Linked DNA regions of Mus musculus: region 2 is linked to region 1. Evidence: chromatin contacts called from ENCODE Hi-C data. All regions are on one chromosome and are shown on one strand. The core of a region is the stretch at or near the end of the contact, and the rest is flanking DNA. Distances in the headings are between cores, read along the strand shown.

Region 1 (3,723 bases), core at 630-3,129:
AAGCGCGCCTAAACCCGGTCCACCAGACCAAGGCCCCAGCTGCTGTCACTCTGGAAGCGCTCCTCCCCGCGCCTTGGTCGCCGGTGCCTCAGGGTAGCATCAGGATTGGCCTGAACCATGAGGGGCTCCTGGCGTTTCCTGCGCTGCTTCTTCTCAAATAGCTGTCGCTGCAGAAGCAAGGAGGAAACCAGACACAGACAGGGGGGAGGTTGGCCTGGGAGAGTCCGGGTACCCTTCCTCCACAGGAGGCCCAGGTATCCAGTCCCTCCAGTCCTGTCCTGTCAGATCTGGTCTACTTTCACCTCCTCCTCCAAAGACTCTAGAACTTTTATTCCTTAAAATTTTTCCTCAGCCATTCTGGCAGAGGCTTGAGGGTTGCAATTTCCAGACTCACAACTTAGTCCCTGTTTCAAAATACAAAGGCCGGTATAAAGACTACAGAGTAAGGCCATCTCAGAAAATGACTAATTAGGCCCGAGAGAGGGCTAGGTTGGTAAATGGGCGAGCCATCTTATCGTCACCAGCTGAGTTCGAGTCCTAATGTTGTCACAGGAAAGAACCTGCCCCTGCAAGTTGTCTCCACACACATGCCATGGGGTTCGTGTACTCTACCCCAAATGAATGTAATTTAAAACCAAAAATAAACAAACACAATAAACTGGAAGGCTCACTGTAACTCTAGCACTCAAGCTGCACGTTTGAGAGCCAGGGCCAGGCCGCAAAGTCCTGTCTCAAAATAAAGCTGAATTCCTATTTTTTTCTTATTTCTTAATGAGAGAACCCGAAGTTCAGAGAAAACGAACACATGATTGGGGACTCTGAGCAACCTTCTGGAAAGGTTGGTTGGGAAGATGGAAGCGTGGGGTTCCAGGCCGTACCTGTTGTTCTAGCTTCTGCAGCCTCACGCCAGAGAATTCATCCTCCAGGGTCCTGAGAGAAACACAAACTAGTGGCCACAACTAGCAAGGGCAGCTCGCCTGTTCAAGAGCCCCCGCCCCTTGACCAATTTGGGTTCTGAGCACCTGTGATGTCACAGTAGGCAAGGGACCTGAACTTTTTAGGCCATTTATCTGCTTTTTCTCCCAGGGCCCCTCCCCATTTTAGGACCCTAGCTGAGATGCCAGGTTTTTGCCAGCATGGGAGACTCAGAGGTCCTTAGCTCCTTCCTCTCACAGACCTAAGTGTTTTCATCTGTACCTATTTCAAAAGGACAGAACCGTCCAGGCACCCCCCCCCCTCACATTCCTACAAAGTTGATGGTGGTGAGCCTGAAAATGGAGTCCCAAGCTGGGCGGACCCCCAAGCTGGGCGGATCCCTACGGTGCGCGCCTAAGTCCTTCCTCTCCCGTGAACACACTGCCCCTTAGGTTTCCCCACTCACTCTTTCTTCCACTGTTCATTCTCCTGAGACGCTCTAGAGGATTAGGAAGGCACAATCAAGATCTAGACCCCACATCTCAAAAGAGACCACCCTCTACTACCTGACCTCGGCCTTCATTGGCCTTAGCAACCCAAATCCCAGCTCCTCCCTGCGAGTTAGCAGCTTGTGTAGAGAGCTTTAAGCACAACAATCCAGCTCTCCACCAAATACCTAGCCAAGGCTTGTCCTGTTCCTGAGTTTTGGGGACTGGAGGCTTAGGGCCACAAATCCCAAACCCTCGGAGTCCACCTATCTGCAATCTCAGAGGCGTCCACCCTCCCTGGAGACAACTTGGTCATCTCACGGCCTAACAGTGAAGCCTGTACTCTAAACTTATCTGGACCCTTTCTCTGAAAGGGGTTCCCACAGGCACTTGCCCACTTCTTGGCCCTCTTGGCCCCTCACGGTCCATGTCCAACAGAGTAATGCTCCCAGGGCACTGGGGCAGGCGGATCCCTTGTTCTGGGGATTCTGAATTGGAACCAAGAGTCAACATTCCTTAAAGGGACCCAGGCTGGCTATATAGCTCTCTAGGGAGAGTACTTAAGAAATGAACAAGCTCAATGCCCAGGGGCCAGTGCCTGTAGTTCCAGCACTTGGGAGGTGGGGACAGCTGCTTGGAAGTTAGAGCTTAGAATCTATAAAGGCACTTCAGAAAATAAATAAATCAGTTATATAAAAACAGAGGGGGCTGGGGAAATGGCTCAGCGGTTAAGAGCACTGACTGAGCTGGGCGTGGTGGCACATGCCTTTAATCCCAACACTCGGGAGGCAGAGGCAGGCAGATTTCTGAGTTCGAGACTAGCCTGGTCTACAGAGTGAGTTCCAGGACAGCCAGGGCTACACAGGGAAACCCTGTCTCAAAAAACCAAGAAAAAAGCACTGACTGCTCTTTCAGAGGTCCTGAGTTCAATTCCCAGGAACCACATGGTGGCTCACAACCATCTGTAATGGGATCTGGTGTCTCTGAAGACAATGACAGTGTACTAACATAAAATAAATAAAATCTTAAAGAAGGAGGGGGGGCTGGCAGTCTTGGTAATTTACTCTTTTTTATTATGTATTTTAATAGCAAACTAACAGGATCAGCACAGAAGACAGTCAACATATAGTGAACGGATAGAATCTACTGTATGATAAAAATGCTACCAATACCATTTAGTTGCCGTCAATACAAAAACTTTTTTTTTTTTTTTTTAACAAATCGAGGGGGCTGGAGAGATGGCTCAATGGTTAAGAGCACTGACTGCTCCTCCTCCTGAGTTCAAATCCCAGCAACCTCATAATGGCTCACAATGGGATCTGATGCCCTCTTCTGGAGTGTCTGAAGACAGCGACAGTGTACTCAGATAAATTAAGTAAATAAATAAATTTTTTAAAAAAATCTAATGCTGGAATTGTCCAGAAAATTTTAACAGATTTATTTATAATTGTCATAAAGTTGAAGTGTTGAAATGTGTTCACTGAAATATTTTGCTTGCATTAATGCTTTATATCTTGCATCTATTTTTAAAATTCACACACACACACACACACACACACACACACACACACACACACACATACACACACACAAAAGTGGAGAACTACCCATATGCTCCTTCCAAAGTCTGGGGTGAGAAACTGCTCAGGACTTCAAAACAGACCTGCACTTCCAGAGTGCAGGTATTAGTGCTTTGCAGGAGGCTAGGGAGACCTATCTGGTTGGCCTTTTTGAAAATACCAATGTGTGTGCTCCCCATGCCAAGTGTGTAACAATTATGCCAAAAGATATCCAGCTAGCACACCACATATTCAGAGAATATGCTTAAGAGACCACTATGTGGGGAAAACTTCATTTTCAAAAAAAAAAAAAGTTTTTTTTTTCCCTCTTTTTCCTGTGAGTAGTTTTGAATGTTAGATATTGTACTGGCTAGTTTTGTATCAACTTGAAACATGCTGGAGTTATCACAGACAAAGGAGCTTCAGTTAGGGAGATGCCTCCATGAGATCCAGCTGTAAGGCATTTTCTCAACTAGTGATCAAGGGGGGAGGTCCCCTTGCAGGTGATGCAATCTCTGGGCTGGTAGTCTTGGTTCTATAAGAGAGCAGGCTGAGCAAGCCAGGGGAGGCAAGCCAGTAAGTAACATCCCTCCATGGCCTCTGCATCAGCTCCTGCTCCCTGACCTGTTTGAGTTCCAGTCTTGACATCCTTTGGTGATCAACAGCAATGTGGAAAGTGTAAGCTGAATAAACCCTTTCCTCCCCAACTTGCTTCTTGGTCATGATGTTTTGTCCAGGAATAGAAACTCTGACTAAGACAA
Region 2 (3,489 bases), core at 914-3,413, 1.3 Mb before region 1:
AAATCCACCTGCCTCTGCCTCGCAAGTGCGAGGATTAAAGGCGCCCGGCTGTCAGTTACTTTGGATAATCCCTTTCTTGTGTATCATTATGTTGCAAAATGTTTCACAGATGACTGAGTGTGTGCAAACCTTGATAGTTTTACATACAATGTGACAATGTAGGGATGTCCTCTCCCCCACACCCCACCCATAGGCTTGGGCCATGAAGGATCTCCACTTACCTTCATTAAGATACTGATGGCACAAGCCATGCCAACAGCACCAACCCCAACAACTGTAATCTTGTTCTGGGGAGCCTGCTCTTCCTTAAGAAGATTCACAATCAGCTGGTCCTTGAGGGTTGCCATCTTGGACTTTGAATCTTTTGAGACCTAAGGGGTATACACCGTGTGTCATTGTAACCTGCCCAAGGTATACTCACCAAGTCCCTGTATTTAAAAAAAAAAAAAAAAAAACGCTGACTTTGCTACCTTTGGACTCCTTTTCCATTAAGTGACAATGTGACAAAGAACAGAAGTGGAAAACCAAGAATAGCCAGCGCCAGGGTGTGGTCTGGCTCTCACCAGGAAGGCTCTCACCTTGAAATGGAAAAATAATACCGAGGTCTCCGTGTACGTGTAGCCGCCTGAGGACTTACTCATCTTGATGAACCCCAAAAGGGGATGGTATCTCCTCTTATATGGTTAGAAAGCTGCCCTCCCGCTCTTCTCCCATCACCCAGAGCCCTACAGCAAGTAGAGCGCCAAGTTGCTCCAGGAAGTACCAAAAATCAAGAGCAGAGGGCGCCAATAACGGCCACAAGGTGCGACCCCAAGGCATAGCAACGTGCTTAAGCCTGCGCACGCGCAAGCTTCCTTCCTAACCCCCCCACCCCCGCAAGAACCCAAGTTGTATGACCAGCCCAGATCCAGAAGACTGGCAGGCGGGGGAAGGCAGTGCGCGTGCGCAATTTCAGAATCAGGTGTCATATATATAGGTCTAGCGACTGCTGGCCATGGATGAGACCTCTGGCAGGCAGTTCGGCGTCAAAGTTTGGCCCTTACTAGAGCCCAAAGCACAAGCGCGGTGAAGTGGAGCTGGCAGCCACCTTAGCCTGGTGCCAGAGTGAGATCTCAAATGCCACTAACAGGATTAGGGCCTTCACCCACCAGGGCGGGGCCTCATTACCCAGGATGTGGCCGCTAAGGGAAATTTCTTCAGTTCCAAAATGGGGATACAATTGCGGAGGGCCTGAGGCCTGGAGCCCACTCCCACCCCCGCGATGGCCACCTTTCCCAGCAAGCACCATGTCTATTTTTGAAATCGTTCCAAAGTGCAAAAGGACTGGACAAGATCTCTGGGCAAGCAGCCTAGGGCCATCAAGCAGGAATCCGGTCTCCTTACAACCGCTGCTATTTCTAGACAGCCTTGTGAGGTCTCTGCTGACTGGGGGCAGGGCGTGGGGCTCTTCCCTCAGAGAATCTACTTCACGCAAACCTCAAGTCTGTGCTCTATTAGGACAGGGTGCCTCTACTTCCCACCTACGACCCGATGGGTGTCGCAGGCCTCTCAGCTACAGGTTTCCTCCTTCCGTCTAGGGTGCAGAGGAAGGACTGCGACTCTTCCCGCTTCCTCTCCGCACGCAGCGCGCTTAGCACGATCCCCAGTCACACCAGGAGCGAGCCTCTTAACAAAATGCGTTTAGGGCAAGAGCGCCCTATAATCTGCAGGAAACAACCACTCCACCGAGCCCACGCAAAGGAAAATGCAAACCGCACGGCTGCTCCGAAGCACCCGCCCCGGACGTGCCAAGGCTTTTTCGGCCCCCATGGGCTCGAGTTACGGGAGCTCAAGTTTCGCACCGCTCCCTCGCCCCCGTTCGGTGGCTCCCAACCTTCAGGCCAGCCACCCCTTAGTCCTCTTTACACGGGTCTCGCCGCCCCAGGCTGGGTGGGGCCGCCTGCTCAGTTCCCCAAAGCACAGTAGCCCACGCGTGCCCAAATCTGAACACCCTGCACCTCCACCCCGGATAGGGACCCCCTGTGCCGGCAGCGTGGGGCCCAACCGTACCGCTAGTGCACGATGGGGGGGCGACTGGCGAGGAGAAGCAGCGTGGCCCGAGCTCGGCGACAGTGGCTCCAGCACGCAGAGCAGCACGCGGGCGGGGCCTTAAATGGAAGCTCCGCGCTGACGTCAGAGTGGGAGCCCAGCGGACGTGCGGGAACCCACGTGTAGGCTGGGCCGGGGGCGGGCGTCCAGCCGGGCTAGGCGCCACCGAGACCGGGGCGGCGCGCGCAGCACGATGTCCCTGCAAGAGTGGCTCCACGTGTGCTGCGACACCCCAAAGAAAGGCCAACCCGACATGCTCCTCAGCCTCAGAAGCAGGAGCCCGAAATGCATCGATCCTCCGCCTCCTTCACCGGAAAACTTGTGAGACTCAGAAAAAACCCTGGTCACTTTCTTCATTGCTGTTCCCGGCGCCGGGAACAACTCCTGGCAAGCAACAGGCCTTCAGTAAATATTGTGTGAAAGCACATGCCAGCACCGTGCCGGTCTATCCGCCATAGCAGCCTATCAGATGGGCCTTTCTCCTGCCCCACTTCCATCTCCCAAACCATGGGGGGAGGGGGGTGCGGCTCAGCTTCTGATGGCTTGCCAGCTTACATCCATATCTGCCCTCTCCCATGCCATCCCGCAGGCATTTGTGTTTAGCCTTACCAAGGAGTATCAGGGCCCTTGCTTGTTTTCACACACCCCCTCTGCCTTTAAACGTCTTTCTAGAGGTCTCATTAAGCTGTGAGGCCAGTTCCTGTTCCTCTCCCAGCTCCCGATCAACCGTATGTGAATCTTAAGGTACTCCACCACTGATAGGATGTGAAATGGAGTTTGCAACTGCTTTGATTTCCTTAGTGATGGGAAGAACTGTGACTTTCAACCCTGCTCACCCATCTCCCCGGAAGGGATGTGTTCACTGCAGATTAAGGTCTATTACAGTCTTGAGCAAGATTTGAACAAGCTGGTTGCAGGGTGCTGGATATGCAGGGATCATGTGAGAGGGAATGAAGCTCACAGCCCCCCCTTATTTTCGCTTGTCTGTATCCCTTGTGATCTCTTTTATAACAAACAACAGGCTAGGAGTGTGGCCAGGACAGGGACACTTGTCTTGCATACACCAAGGCCTGAGTCCCTCAGCAGAGCGCAAATTTAAAAAAATTAAAAAGTCAAACAGTTGGACCTGGAGAGATGGCTCTGCCATTAATATCACAAAAGCTTGTAACTCCAGATCCAGAGGTTCCAATACCCTCTTGACCTTCATAGAGTCTCTCTCCCCCTATATATAGTTAAAATTATTTTTTTAAAAAAGTCAGAACAAGAGAAATGAAATTTAACTTTTTAAAAGAAAAAAGTGAAGGTGAGTTCTAAGAGACACCAGAGCAAGTAGCAAGCAAGAGGAAGAGGAGAGCCTTGTGGATACCTCAGTGTAGAGTGGTGAGGGGGAAGCACAGGTGG

What was found. A loop is a pair of places that touch in the nucleus more often than their neighbours do.
Region 2: a map of T-helper 17 cell shows a loop between it and region 1 (6-fold over the local background). The contact joins the promoter of Ldha here to the promoter of Tulp2 in region 1. A Hi-C loop is called at or near these places in 2 of 37 maps with a recorded cell type or tissue (T-helper 17 cell and regulatory T cell).

The regions. Positions count from the first base shown.
Region 1 is chr7:45,511,862-45,515,584 of GRCm38, reverse strand. It overlaps Tulp2 (tubby-like protein 2), which reads right to left and starts at 1,879. Exons shown (of 13, transcript NM_008807.3): 1 at 1,798-1,879; 2 at 1,382-1,414; 3 at 879-930; 4 at 29-167. The coding sequence starts at 1,832.
Region 2 is chr7:46,844,478-46,847,966 of GRCm38, reverse strand. It overlaps Ldha (lactate dehydrogenase A), which reads right to left and starts at 2,163. Exons shown (of 8, transcript NM_010699.2): 1 at 2,050-2,163; 2 at 222-371. The coding sequence starts at 347.